Regions from separate parts of the Homo sapiens genome. Here all the other regions are linked to region 3. Evidence: chromatin loops called from intact Hi-C (ENCODE). Cell type or tissue: IMR-90. All regions are shown on one strand.

Region 1 (5,000 bases), 330 kb after region 3:
CTCCAGCCACCCACCCTGCTTGTTCCCCAATTTCTGCCATCCTGTCAACCCAGAGATGGTGAATGTTTCCCCAGCCACCCTGGCCCTTCTTTGATCCTTGTCCTGTCAGAACCCCCGAGTGATACTCCCCAGATCTGTTCACATGCCTGCCTTGTCTGCTCTCTCATTGGGCTGCCGATGGCTGCTGGGGAGATGCCAAGGGTGACATGGGTGACCGAGGACCCCACAGATGGCCAGGATGGCTTCCCTGCCCCACCTCCAGCCTCACCTGGCTCTTGGAGCCCTTGGCTGTCAGCCCTCAGCCTCCTCCCAGACACTGCAGCAGCTGGGATTGGGGCGCCTGACTGTCCTCTCCCACTGTCCCGCCTGCCTTAAGTCAGTCTCCCCCATCACTTTCTGCACACCGTGCTGTCCAAGCCAACTGGAAGCAGAGTCTCTGGAAAGCCACGCAGAGCCTTGGGGACTGACCGGCTCCCTCTGCTGGGACTCTGCTGACGAGTCCCAGGTGAGTTGGTGTTTTTGGCTCCACCCCTTCTGTCATCCTCACCAGACCATCGGCTCCTTTGGGGTGCATTTCAGAAGTGGCACAGCCCATAAGCTCACTCCCACCCCACCTTCCCTGGGATCCTCTGTTTCTCTATCCTATGACCCCCGAGGGATCAGCTCCAGGCTGGGCTCCTACCTGGCCCCAGATTCCTTCCCAGCACCAGATCCAGGGCCTTTAGCCACAAGCTCTGCTGCTTCCCTGGTCTCACCGTGAGACGCCCAGAACATGGCCCTACCCATCTTCTCCCCCATTCCCCCAGGGCCACAGCCCTCATTCTCCCCATGCCCTTCCCCATGGGGAATGGGGAAGAAGACAGGCAGGTGGGCCCTCAGAGATCTGCCGGACAACTGCCCCCAGGCTGGGCCAAGCATCCCCTCACCCTGTGGCCACAACCCTTGGATCTCAGAAAGTGGACAGGGCCAGACCCTCAGGCTGCCCCCCTCCTCTTGTGCTAACTTGGAGACAGAACTGCTGAGAGCCCAGGGGCCTGACCTAGCCCTCTCTCCATTCCCACCCGCTCCCTAGATGAACCACGCTCCCTAGATGGGCCACGCACCTCTGGCCTAACAACGACCATGGGCTGGACCTGCAGGGGTGCCAGGGAGGAGTTCTGGCCCTGAAAAGGAGGTTGGCTGGAGCCAGGTAGACACATCTTGCCTCAGAAAGGCCTTTCTAAGGGCAAAACCCATCCCTGAGCTGAGATTGGTGCTTTAAGGGATGAGGACTCACTGCAGAATCCCAAGGCGATCAGTGCCTTTGTAGATGTCAGCATAGTGAGGCCCCATGTCCGCTGGCAGCCCAGCTGGGCATCCCTGCAACTCAGAGGGAGCCAGGGTGAGGGGTCCAAGATAAAGGGTGCATGTGTTGCTTCTCTGGCCAGATCCGGCTGCCCTACTCATGTGTGCAGCCAGTTCCTCATCACTCTCACTCCTGGGTCCCAGGGCCAGCATCAGAGCCTCTGTGGGTGCTCCCTAACTTCAGCCCTCCCCACCCAGCATGGTGGAGTGGAGAGGCAAAAAGTTGAGGGTTGAAGGCAGAGGACAGAGGGCAGTGAATGGTTAACGCCTGAGCCACAGCTGAGCCTTCCTCTACCCAGGACCCTCTGCTGGCTCTCCATCTCCTCTGAGTGACAGCTAGAGCCTTGCAACGGCCTCAGGTCATTGAACCTGGGCCTTCTTCTTCCCCTGAGCTGTCTGCCGCTCTCCCCTGCTCACACCAGACCAGACCAGATGCAGACTTCCCCTCTGGGCCTCAAGCATGCCAATCACGCTCCTGCCTCAGGGCCTTTGCAATTTTCTGTGGTTCTCTCAGAAAGCCAGACATAGAGGAGGGAAGATGGGCTTCAGAAACAGACAGATCTGGGTTCAAATCCAAGCTCTGCATTGTCTGGGTAAAGTAATTGATCACCATGAGCTCCAGTTTCTTCATGCACAAAATAAGGATATTAATACTTGTGTTGAGCTATCTTGAGCATTAACCAAGAAAACACGTATAAAGTGCTCACAGCAGGGCCTGGCATGAGGGAGGGACTGATAATGTGTCTCCTTTGCTAAGAGATCGTTAATTGGATGCATGGTTTAAATTAGTTCCATGTAAATATAATAAGCTTCTCTCATCAAACCAAATTTTTGTTGAGTTGCTTCTGGTGAATCTAGTGTCAGAGCCTGTCTTGTGAGTGCTTCTAAAGGAAACACTAGAAGCTGCTTGTGTAATATCATGAGATGAACACTAGAGGCTGCCAGAACAGACGACATGATTGCGTTTTTGATCTCTACATTCTGTTCTTTCTTGTACAGAAACTATTTTTTTTATTTATTAGAGACAGGGTCTCGCTCCATTGCCCAGGCTGGAGTGTAGTGGCTTGATCATGGCTCCTTGAGCTCAGTCACTGCAGCCTTGAGCTCTTAGGCTCAAGCCATCCTCCTGCCTCAGCCTTCTGAGTAGCTGGGACTACAGGCATGCACCACCACACCCAGCAAATTTTTTATTTTTTAATTTTTTGTAGAGGCAGGATCTTGTCAGCAAACTTCATTTAATAGGCAGTCAAGTTCCCCAATTAGGAAAACTAGGATTTTTTTTTTTTTTTGTAAAGCAGTATCTGCCACACACCAAAGTAAATTCCTGATGGATAGCAGCATTAAGTATAAAAAATACAACCATAAAATAGATGAAAATAAAGCAAATAGTTGTCTGATTTGGGGATGGAGGAGAACTTTTGAAACAAAACACTAGGAAAAAAAGATTTCCCTACATAGAAAGAAATTTCTGTGCGTAAAAATATAGACACAACTAAAAGAAAGTGATACACCCTGGGACAAATTTTGCAACATGTGTGAGTGACACAACGAAAAGTTAATATACCTGGCATAATAAAATAAGTTCATATAAGTAAGGTGGGAAAGATGGGTAGCTAATTAGAATGAGCAGATAATTTCTAAAAAGGAAATAACAGTGGCCTATAAAAATATGCAATGATAATTACTAAGTACAAATAAATACTATAATGAGACTTCATAATTGGCCTACCCAATTGACAAAGAGATTTTAAAAATAACAACTAATATTGGCGAAGGCACTGTGAAGTGAACACAAATGAGGACAATTTTTCTGGAGAGTAATTAAAAAAATAATTTCAACTTTTCTTTTGGATTCAGGGGGTATACGTGTAGGTTTGCTACCTGGGTATATATGCTGAGGTTTGTGGTACAATTGATCTCATCATCCAGATAGTGAGCATAGTAACCAATAGTTAGTTTTTCTACCCTTGCTCCTCTCCTTCCCTTTCCCCTCTCATAGTCTCCAGTGTCTATTGTTGCCATATTTACGTCCATGTGAATTCACTGTTTAGCTCCCACTTGTAAGTGAGAACACATGGTATTTAGCTTTCTGTTCTTGTATTAATTCACTTAGGATAATGGCCTCCAGCTGCATCCATGTTGCTGCAAATGACATGATTTTTTTTTTTATGGCCAGGTAGTATTCCATGGTGTATGTGTGCCACATTTTCCTTACATAGTCCACTGCTGATGGGCATTTAGGCTGATTCTATGTCTTTGCTATTGTGAATAGTGCTGCAATGAACATATAAGTGGATGTGTGTTTTTTTGGTAGAACGATTTATTTTCTTTTGGATGTATACCCAGTGATATAATTTGGATCTGTGTTCCTGCCCAAATCTCATGTTCAGTTGTTAATTCCCAGCGTTGCAGGTGGGTCCTGGTGGGAGGTGATTGGATCACAGGGGTGATTTCTGATGAATGGTTTAGCACTAGCCCCCTTGGTTGTGATAGTGAGTGAGTTCTTGTGAGATCTGGTCATTTAAAAGTGTGTAGCATCTCCCCACTCTCTCTCTTCCTCCTGCCCTGGCCATGTGAAGTGCCAGCTACCCTTTGCCTGCTGCCATGATTGTAAGTTTTCTGAGGCCTCCCCAGAACCTGAGAAGATGCCTGCATCATGCTTCCTGTATAGCTTATGAAACTGTGAGCCAATTAATCCTCTTTTCTTTCTAAATTACCCAGTCTCAGGCATTTCTTCATAGTAGTGCAAGAACAGACTAATACACCCAGTAATGGGATTGCTGGGTTGAATGGTAGTTCTATTTGAAGTTCTTTGAGAAATCTCTAAACTGCGTTCCACAGTGGCTGAACTAATTTACATTCCCACCAACAGTGTATAAGCGGTCCCTTTTCTCTACACCCTCACCAACATCTGTTGTTTTTTGACTTTTTAATAATTGCCATTCTGACTGGTGTGAGATGGTATCTTACTGTGGTTTTGATTTGCATTTCTCTGATGATTAATGATGTGGAGCATTTTTTCACATGTTTGTTGACCACTCGCATGTCTTCTTTTGAGAAGTGTCTGTTCATGTCTTTTGCCCACTTTTTAACAGGGTCATTTGTTTTTTCCTTGTTGAATTGTTTAAGTTTTTCATAGATTCTGGATATTAGATCTTTTTTGGATGCATAGTTTGTGGATATTTTCTTCCATTCTATAGGTTATCTGTTTACTCTGTTGATAGTTTCTTTTACTGTGCTGAAGCTCTTTCATTTAAATAGATCCCACTTGTCAATTTTTGTTTTTGTTGCATTTGTTTTTGAGAACTTAGTAATGCATTTTTTCCCAAGACTAGTGTTCAGAATGATGTTTCCTAGTTTTTCTTCTAGGATTCTTATAGTTTGAGGCCTTACATTTAAATCTTTAATCCATCTTGAGTTAATTTTTCTATATGGTGAAATACAGAGGTTGTTTAATTCTTCTGCATATGGCTAGCCAGTTATCCCAGCACCATTTATTGAATCGGGAGTCCTTTCCCCAATGCTTATTTTTGTTAACTTTGTCAAAGATCAGGTGGCTGTAGGTGAGCAGCTTTATTTCCGGATTCTCTATTCTGTTCCATTGTATATGTCTGTTTTTGTACCAGTACCATGCTGTTTTGGTTACTGTAGCTTTA
Region 2 (5,000 bases), 590 kb after region 3:
GAGTAGCATTTTTCAAAGTGTGGCCCATGCGTCATACACAATAGAATCTCTTGCAATTGCCTATTAAAATGCACATTCTTAGGCCCCAAACCAAACCTAATGAATCAAAATCTCTGGGAGTGGGGCCCAAGGCTGTTTATTTTCTATCACTTCCATGTAATTCATTAGAATTTCAGGACCATTATTTCAGAGGAAGACCAGGATTTGAGCTCCTTGAGGGCTTAACAAGCATGGCCTGGAAGCCTTCCAAGAATAGTCACAAGGACAAGCCACAATGAAGACACCCAAAGTGAAGAAAAAAATGTAATATAATAATAAGTATGAAACAGCACCTGCTAAACTGTAATCAGAAGAATCGGTTTGGCAGAGAAGTGAATGTAAATGAATGTGCAAAAAAACAGTATCTTGAGTTTGTCATAGGTGGAATAAAATGACAACAAAAAAAGAGAGACAAAAAGTAAGAGATAAGGGATGAATAAAAAGTGAAGAGGGGAGGCAAGGCAATGAATAGGAGGAAGAGTGAAGAGGAAGATGATGGAGATGATGAGAAAGACAGAAGAGGAACAGAGACAGGCACTAGGATTCCTGGTACAAGTATTTGGTATTTGAAGATGTTACAGGAGAGCTAGGCCAGTCCTCAGATTACCCATGTGGCTAGGAAGTGTGTGCACATCAGGTGGTCTGCTGCCTGTCCTTTGCCCATCTCTATAGATCCATGTCTCACTGCTCCCCACTAAGATTCACTTCAAGCAACACTGACCTTATAGTTATTAAACATTTGCAGTTCCAAATGTTTCGCTTTTCCTCATGTTCTTTCACTTATCTGTTCTTTTACACACTCTTTCTCTTCACCTTCATCACCTACTTAACTCTGATTCATTTCCAAGATTCAATTCAGTCTTCTCCAGTAGTCCTGTCCCAACCCCTGTATCACACAAACACATGTGCAAATGCATACACACACACACACACACACACACACACATACAGGTTAGGAGCTCTCAGCAAGTTCCAATAGCTTACCTCCCTCCCCATAAGGCATTGTATTGAGATTATATGTTTTTTTGCCTCCAAGGAGGGGACCACAGTTTGTTTTTGGCTTCCAATACTGAGCTCAAAGTTTAATACGTAGCCGGTACTTAATTTCTGTTTGTTTAGTTGTCAAAATAAAAGGAAATTGTCTTTACCACAAGAATTTTAAAAGGTAGATAATTATTTAAAGAAAAAATTTTGGCATTAGTGTAACTTAACCTCTCTGACTCTCGAGTTTTCTCATCCGCAAAATGGGAAAAGCAACATTTACCAATGTAGATTGCTAGGGAAGTTAAATAACAATTATAACTTTTTATGTATGCAAGATGCCTGGCACATAGTTAAATGCCCAGTAACATTCATTTATATTCCTTGTGGAGCATTTGGACATCACTGTATCGAACAGGCTCAAAAGATGTGCTATCTACTACATATCAACTCACTGGGAATGGGAACAAATTCAGGGGAGGGCTTTACTAACCAAACTTAAATTGTAATTTTTTTTCAGGATAGTCTACATCTACCAGTAGGAATAGATTTTCTAATAAATATAATGAAGAAGGCAAAAAAAAAAACCCACAACAACTTGGCATCAGATTAAGGCTGTCTCAGAATGAAAATAATCTTTAAAAATTCATTCTACAAGTCCACAGGAATGAGTCCTAGATTATAGGATTTATGAATAGGAGTGCAGCATCAGGTAAAAGAAGGATTGAGCAACATGTAAGTATCTGATGGTTCGACTCTTTCTTTCACATTGAACCTTCCAAGGGAATTAAACAACTCAAAGCTGTAATAGACCTCAAAAGATTACTTTGCCTTCCCTGACTTTAGGCAAATGAATATCTAAAAAACTCAGATGAAATTTTTAAAAAAATTCTAGCAACAAATTCCACCAGTCCCCTGATCATTTAGTTTTTCTGTCTCTCACAACTAAACTCTTTTCTTTTCTAATTATATCTAATTAATTATATCCCTTTCTCTGTCTTCCATGTTTGTATGGATTTTATGATAAGCCAGCCTCTGAAGAACACCAGGCACCGAAGACTCTGCCCATTTTACAGATGAGGAAACCTGGCTAAGGGTAAGTCATTTACTCTAAGTTAGACAACTGCAAAGAGGTGGAGAAAGGACTGGAATCCTTCTTTATCTTCTCCATTTTCCTCCTGCCCTGTGCCCGTCAATATTCCCCATCCCATCCCTGACTCTTATGATTGGAGGATATTTTTAAGATTATTTCTGAGAACGAAGTCCTTAAGGAATGTATTTTCTAATTTTAGAATTTTAATAATTTTCCTAACATCTAGTGGCTTCCAGACTAGTTCCTAACAAAATATAATTCATAAAACTATTAAGAAGAGGGCATGGCCCACCATCACAAGAGGTCACCAACACTACATTCTTTATCTATCCAACTACAAAAATCTCACAAGTTATTTTCACTGTGCTTCAGATTTACTTGTTTCCATCCTGGTGATTATGCACTTGAAGAATGTGTGGAACTTGAATAACATGACTAAAAAAGTCCATGTGGTAAAGACCAGGGATACATCTCTTGTCCAATAGCTTAGGACTATTAATGTGCTACAGCAAGGGAGACCACATGGCTGAGGACCATGGGGCATCCTCCCAAACAAAGGAGGAGAAATGTTATTATAAAATGTTGAGGAATGGTGGGGTAAAATTACGTGACATAGTGTTTTCATAGGCTCAAGAAAAACAGGGCTGTGTATAAAAAATAATTAACACCAGACCTGAGCTGTGAAACAGACTTATGGTCCTCTTTCACTGGAAACTGTATAGTTGAGACAAATGGGGAATGTTGTGTCTGCAAGTCACTTGTCTGAAATTCTGTACCTGGGTTGGGTACTGAGGTTGCTTCTCTGTCCAGATGACTTAGATCCTGTCTAGGCAAGAGTGAAATGTTTCCTTCTTACTGATGTGGCTTGGAAGAGCAAGGTTTCTAACAGCCTATAATTTTAGAAAACAGTATTTCTTAGTACTGTGTTCTTTTGTTAACAAAAGCAGTGGATTTACAGACATATTTCTCTTTTTAGTTTGGCATCTCTGTATACATTCCAAAACAAAGAACAGAATGCTAAACCATGTATCAAGTGAGTACTTATTTTATTTCACTAAAGGGAATAAAACTTTTTAATAACTACTGCTACATGTTATCTATTTTGAGTGACTCCGAGTTGGAAAAAGACTGGGAGACATCACCAGTGTTTCTACTCCACAGAAGACCTGTGGTATTGCTAAATATTTGCCACTCTTTGATCCGTACGACTTTGGAGGAATTCATTTTGTAAATCTGGTCTTCCAAAAACTGTGATGGACTATGATGGATCATAGACTCAAAGGACTTCAAAGATCAGGGATATGATAGACCAAAGGGTGTATTTTTAAAAAGAGAAAACAAAACAAAACACACCTCAGAGGTAAATTTGCACTGAAGACCATCAGCATTCCTTGGACAATGTTATCTTTAATCTACCTTCCAACTCTAAATTTATTTTCTGTATTCCTATTCATCTTTGCTATGGCTGGAAAAGACAAAGCTATTTTATTGGTCACCAGCTAAACTAATTCCCCTTGTCTTTTTCATAATGCCACCTTCCCACCTCATAAACAAACAAAACCCTCAGCCAACAAACTAAAGAAGCTGTGACAGAAAGATAATTGATTCCTTTGTAGATATTGTCCATAGATTTTTAAGTATGTAATACAAAGTGCATATGTCAAAGCAAGAAAGCAAGAAATAGCCCAATTTCAATTTTATTTCTAGGTCAATAATCAGGGAAGGGCATTCAGAAAGGCACAGAATGAATGAAATCCCCATTTAGTTTGACCTTATTGTTCCCAGAAAAGTTCTTTCCCTTTAATTGCTTGATTTATCTTTGTCTTGCCTTACTAAAAGTTATGATTACTATGTGATAGGAAACTATTTGAAAGCTATTTTTCTTTCCTTTCCCCCTCCACCCCCAAATAGTACAGTACCATCTACATAATAAGTGTCTCATAAGTGTTAATGAGTTATAAACCAACTCAGATTACTAAAATAAAATCAGTCTAGCAGCTTTGGTGATGATTTTCTTATAAACAAGGTTAGGCACTGTGTCATTAAACACTGGGCCATTCTTTCCATAGCAGAATCAATACACATCTGCTCTTATGAGCCATTTTGGTTTTTAAGAAATTCTTGCTTGATCTCAATGCCAATCAGAAACCCAGCCTGTGACTCATGAACATTCCAGTCCCATGCTTAAGTCACGGATGGCAGCGAACAAGAGGAAAGTGTGATGGTGGCTGGATTCTTCAAACTTGCACCTTCTCACATGGCATGGCCTGGAAGGACTAGCTGATAGATGAGCAATTGTTCTGATGATATACATGACCAGGTATTCCGTTCTAGGGAAAAAGTAGACAGGTAGAAAACAAAGCATTCTTTAGTGATTTAGGGATCGCTGCCTCAGCAGTTAAATCCAGAGTTCTCATTTCAACGGGCAGCTACAACTCCAGGAAATGACCTCATGTCCTGGGGGTCATCAGCATCCAGCTAGGATATATAAAGGGCCCAGAGTGGAACGAGGACATTCACACCTGAGAACATCCAGCTCCTCTCAACAGCCCAACCCACACCAGCCTCAGACACCACCATGACCGGCTCCTGCTGCGGCTCCACCTTGTCCTCCCTGAGCTACGGGGGAGGCTGCTGCCAGCCCTGCTGCTGCCGCGACCCCTGCTGCTGCCGCCCCGTGACCTGCCAGACCACCGTGTGCCGCCCCGTGACCTGCGTGCCCCGCTGCACGCGCCCCATCTGCGAGCCCTGCCGCCGCCCGGTGTGCTGCGACCCCTGCTCCCTGCAGGAAGGCTGCTGCCGCCCCATCACCTGCTGCCCCTCGTCGTGCACGGCTGTGGTGTGCAGGCCCTGCTGCTGGGCCACCACCTGCTGCCAGCCTGTGTCT
Region 3 (5,000 bases):
GGCTGGGGAGTGAGAGGATGAGCTAGTGAGTGGGTACAGGAAGCCCGGGGAGTTCCTCTGAGGCCCAGTCCTGGCCCCGATTCTGCTTCCTCCAGTCCAGGAGGAATATCCCTCTACCTTGGGACTGGGGTCTCCTGGGAACATTCTAGAAATCTCTCTTGCAATCAGGGAGGATACAAGCCCCTCCTCTTTCCTGATGAGGATGTAAGATTAACAGGCCAGAGTGGCAATGGCGTCTTTGTGTGAGTGTGTAAGGTGTGTACCCGTGAGAGGTTGTGTGAATGTGAAAGTTTGCGCGTGTGTCCATGAGTGGGTGACAGTGTGGACATGAGTCTATGAGTGTGAGTGTGAGTATGGGGAAGTTTGTGAGTATGGGGAAGTTTGTGAGCATGTGCTGGTGTGTGTGAGTCTGGGAATGTCAGTGTATGTGTGTGAATGTACATGTGAGCGGCACGTGAATGGGTATGAGTCTTTGAGTGTGTGTCAGCCTGTGAGCATGTGCCTGTGTGTGAATCTGGGAGTGTGAGTGTGTGTATGAGCTGTGTGTGAACGTGTGTGTGAGTCTTTGTGTGTGCATGTGTCTGAGAGTGTCAATGTGTGTGTGAATGTGTGTATATGAGTCTTTGAGTGTGTATCTGTGAGCATGCGCCTGTGTGTGAATCTGGGAGTGTGTGTGTGAGCTGTGTGTGAACGTGTGTGTGTGAGTCTTTGTGTGTGCGCATGTCTGAGAGTGTCAATGTGTGTGTGTGGATGTGCCTGTGAGCTATGTGTGAATGTGTATATAGGAGTCTTTGAGTGTGTGTGTATCGATCTGTGAGCATGCGCCTGTGTGTGAATCTGGGAGTGTGAGTGTGCATGTGAACTGTGTGTGAATGTGTGTATATGAGTCTTTGAGTGTGTGTCAGCCTGTGAGCATGTGCCTGTGTGTGAATTTGAGAGTGTAAATGTTCGTATGAGCTGTGTGTGAATGTACGTGTATCAGTCTGTGTGTGTCTGAGAGTCTCAATGTGTGTGTGTATGTGCATGTGAGCTATGTGTGAACGTGTGTGTATGAGTCTTTGAGCATGTGTGTGTCAACCTGTGAGCATGCACCTGTGTATGAATCTGGAAGTGTGTGTGTGTGTGTGTGAGCTGCGTGTCGATGTGTGGCTTATCCTGCAGGAGTGCTGACCCGGGACTCCGGGCGGTAAAGAAGCCTGGGTCCAGGCTCTCCCCTTCCCCAAAGCCACAGGCAACCCCAGAGACACTCAGAGCCCTCTGCATTCTGGGGGTTCTGGGGGCGATCTGGGGAGCTTGTAGGCTCACTTTGCTCCACTGAGCGATGAGTGGTCTTTCCACATTCTAGAGAGGGCTCGGAGGCCTTTATTTTGAAAAGAGTAATACTGAATAGATTCAAAATAATATTTACAAAATATGTGTAGGATTTAAGAATGAAGGCACTGCCGGGCGCTGTGGCTCACGCCAGTAATCCCAGCACTTTGGGAGGCCGAGGTGGGCGGATCACCTGAGGTCAGGAGTTCGAGACCAGCCTGGCCAACATGGTGAAACCCTGTCTCTACTAAAAATACAAAAATTAGCCGGGCGTGGTGGCAGGCGCCTGTAATCCCAGCTACTTGGGAGGCTGAGGCAGGAGAATCGCTTGAACCCAGGAGGTGGAGGTTGCAGTGAGCCGAGATCACCCCATTTCACTCCAGCCTGGGCGACAAGAGTGAAACTCGACCTCAAAAAAAAAAAAAAAAAAAAAAAAGAAAAAAACAAAAAAAGAATAAAAGCACAACAAACATCCGTGAATCCACTGCCCAATTTTGGACATTTTAGCTTCGATGTGCGCCTCGCGCTCTGCCCGCAGTGTAACCGCTAGCCTGGATTTGGGATTTGATTCCTTGCTTTCCTTTACAGATTTGAAGTCCTTCCCCCAGGCCCTGGACGGGGAAACTCAGGACTCCTCTCCGGGTAGAGTCTGGCAGCAGTCGGGCCAGAACAGCTCAGTGCTGCCCTCTGGGGGCGAGGCCGCGGCTTCCTCCTGCTCAGCCCCAGCCTGGGTTGGAAGGAGCCCACCCAGCTAAGCGTGGCGAGACCCGACAGAGGGGTGGGCGCAGTCACTGCCCACACACCTGCAAGGCACGCCTGGACGCACATCCGCATGTGGCCATGCACAGGTGTGCACACGGACTTTACCCTCGTTCGTTTGTATTATGTCCCCCGTTGGTGTCACACCCCGCGTGGGAAGCCCAGAAGCCGCTGCCGCTCCTCAGGAGTTGACAGGAGGGAGAGGTCCCCGCGGGTGGAGCGTGTCTGCTCCAGGGACCCTCAGACTCGGGGCCGGGCAAGCTGGAGGGAAGGCTGGTTTTGGGGTTAGCAGTTTATTAACAGAGGGACTTGAGCGGGTGGGCGTGGGGGAGGGACACGTGCCAAAGGCAGGGAAGGGCTTTTTTGAGATGGAGGGATGGGGGATAGGGGGTGATACACAGCGCAGGCCAGCTTCAGAAGGGAATGTTGTGTCCATGCGCCTGGAGGCAGAGGCATGGACACACGGCCCAGCCGGGGCCTGGTGCTCTGGCTGTTAAGGGACTAGAGACGGTGAAGCTGAAGATGGCGAGGAGGAGCCAGGACCCTGGGGGAGAAGGAGTAGTTTGCAGAGCGCAGGTGGAGGATGGGTCTCCAGGGTCCCTGCATTCCTCCCGCGGCCTCGCGGGCTCCTCTCGGGACTGCAGCGCAGAGGCGCCACCCAAGATGGCCAGCAGAGGGCGCTCCTGCTACAGATTTGGGGATCCCGGGCGGCCGGAGCGTGTCCCCGTTTAACAGGGCATGAGCCTTGGAAGGCGGCTGGGCCTGGGGTCTCCATGGGGAGCACTAGAGCCTGCCCCTTGGGAGCCACCGAGCACAAGAATGAGGAGAGACGACCTCATGAGGTGGGAACCCCACAGGGTTCCATGCATCCTTTTCTGCTGCTGCCGGGTCAGGCATTTGTCTGGTCAATGCTTCCATCCTTTTGTCCCAAGGTGGTGCCTTTTAAATCACCCCCGGAGATGTGACTGGCCCGCCTAACCTGCCCTGGAGGTCTTCCTCCAGGCCAGGGGTCTGTTAGGGCCAGCTAGCCTTTCTAGAAAGTTCCCTGGGTTCTAGCCCCTGCAGCTTCCCTGGTGGCCCCTTGCTCCTGCTTCCTGTCCCTGCCTCTGGGAGGAGGACTTGCTTGTCTGGTCTCCTTCCTCACCCTGCCTCATCCAAGGAGGCTTCTCCATCGCTGCCGGTGCATCCTGCAGTTCTGAGGACCAGACGCACCCTTGGTCTTCTGCCGTAAAGAGTTACGGGCGTTCACGCAGCTGGCGGGTGAACACTGCCAGGTCCCCTGCTTGGCTTGAGGTGTGGCAGCCGCCATCAACTACTGGGGGAGGCGACTAGGGAGGAGAAAATCCCTTCGGTTGTGAATTCTGCCTTCCACCTCCCAGCATCTCCACCTGGACAGAGGGACCACACACTCAAGCCATTTACTCATTGATTTTTAAATTAAATTAAATTAAATTTATTTTAAAATTATTAAATTTTAATTATATATTTATTTGTAATTATATTTAAATAATTAAATCTGTTTATAATATAAAATTATAAAATTTAATTTATAAATTTTAAATTATTTAAAATAAATTAAAATTTATTTTATTTTATTATTATTTTTTGAGACAGAGTTTCGCTTTTGTTGCCCAGGCTGGAGTGCAATGGTGTGATCTTGGCTCAGTGCAACCTCTGCCTCCTGGGTTCAAGCGATTCTCCTGCCTCAGCCTCCAGAGTAGCTGGGATTACAGGAATACGCTACCACGCCCGGCTAATTTTTTGTATTTTTACTAGAGACGGGGTTTCTCCATGTTGGTCAGGCTGGTCTCGAACTCCTGACCTCAGGTGATCTACCCGCCTCGGCCTTCCAAAGTGCTGGGATTACAGGTGTGAGCCACTGCACCCAGCAACATTTATTTTATTTTATTTTTATTTACTATTATTATTTTTCAGATGGAGTCTTACTCTGTTGCCAGCCTGGAGTGCAGTAGCACGATCTCGGCTCACTGCAACCTCCACCTCCTGGGTTCAAGTGATTCTCGTGCCTGAGCCTCCTGAGTAGCTGGGATTACAGGCACGTCCCACCACACCCAGCTAATTTTTGTATTTTTAGCAGAGACGGGGTTTCACCATGTTGGTCAGGATGGTCTTGATCTCCTGACCTTATGATCTGCCCGCCTCAGCCTCTCAAAGTGCTGGGATTACAGGCGTGAGCCACCGTACCCGGACATATTTTATTTTTTGAGACAGAGTCTGGCTCTCTCTCCCAGTCTGGAGTGCAGCAGTGTGATCTTGGCTTGCTGCAACCTCCATCTCCTGGGTTCAAGCGATTCTCCTGCCTCAGCCTCCCGAGTAGCTGGGATTACAGGCATGTGCCACCACACCTGGCTAATTTTTGTATTTTTAGTAGAGTCAGGGTTTCGCCATGTTGGCCAGGCTGTTCTCGAACTCCTGGCCTCAAGTGATCTGCCCGTCTTGGCCTCCCAAAGTGCTGGAGCCATTCATTTATTAATTTGTTCATTCATTTATTCATATCTGCAGTTATTGGGCACTCTTTGCTATGGCCATTTCCAGGGACAGAGAGAAGGAGGCAGGGTCCCTGTCCCATGTCTAGAAGGGGAGTCAGGTATACAAGCAGGTGTAACCACATAGGGTGAGACGTGCCCCATAGAGGGGAATTGCTGTGTTTCCGTGAACTCCGCTTGTCCTAGCTTCCCTATCCTAGTCAGTGACATCATCACCCACCCAGTTACTCAGCTCAGAAAATGCAGAGTCATCCTGCTGTTCCCAGCTCAGGCCTGGCTCCCTGTTGGCCATGGTGTCCCATCCTCACCTCACAACTCTCTCCCAGGCCACCACTTCAGCCCTGAGGCCAGTTCTGCTCTATCCAGCATTCACACTGCCACAAAAGAGAGCTCCTTCAAACTACTCGATGCCCAGACACAGGA

What was found. A loop is a pair of places that touch in the nucleus more often than their neighbours do. Peaks named below come from ENCODE experiments on the same cell type or tissue, not always from the same donor. Only the 100,000 strongest peaks of a DNase experiment are listed, where the experiment ranks them.
Region 1: a loop joins it to region 3, with 5 times the contacts of the local background. A loop is called at or near these places in 12 of 110 quality-filtered maps.
Region 2: a loop joins it to region 3, with 6 times the contacts of the local background. A loop is called at or near these places in 2 of 110 quality-filtered maps.

What each region holds. Positions count from the first base shown.
Region 1 is chr17:41,319,787-41,324,786 of GRCh38, reverse strand. It overlaps the pseudogene TBC1D3P7. Among named protein-coding and RNA genes, the nearest start is that of KRTAP17-1, 6.6 kb to the right of the region's middle. In IMR-90, CTCF peaks have their summits at 470 (motif pointing left) and 2,282; a DNase peak (open chromatin) is centred at 2,266; H3K27ac peaks cover 181 bases.
Region 2 is chr17:41,059,742-41,064,741 of GRCh38, reverse strand. KRTAP2-3 (keratin associated protein 2-3) reads left to right here and starts at 4,628. Exons shown (of 1, transcript NM_001165252.2): 1 at 4,628-5,000. The coding sequence starts at 4,692. RefSeq lists enhancers at 4,309-4,883, 4,884-5,000. In IMR-90, a CTCF peak has its summit at 2,401 (motif pointing right); DNase peaks (open chromatin) are centred at 2,551 and 4,261; H3K27ac peaks cover 2,536 bases.
Region 3 is chr17:41,645,814-41,650,813 of GRCh38, reverse strand. LOC124904004 (a long non-coding RNA gene) reads left to right here. Exons shown (of 2, transcript XR_007065756.1): 2 at 1,900-3,537. Among named protein-coding and RNA genes, the nearest start is that of KRT17, 24 kb to the right of the region's middle. RefSeq lists enhancers at 2,164-2,273, 2,672-2,831, 2,862-3,011, 2,564-3,439. In IMR-90, CTCF peaks have their summits at 2,002 (motif pointing left) and 2,736 (motif pointing right); DNase peaks (open chromatin) are centred at 1,953 and 4,793; H3K27ac peaks cover 177 bases.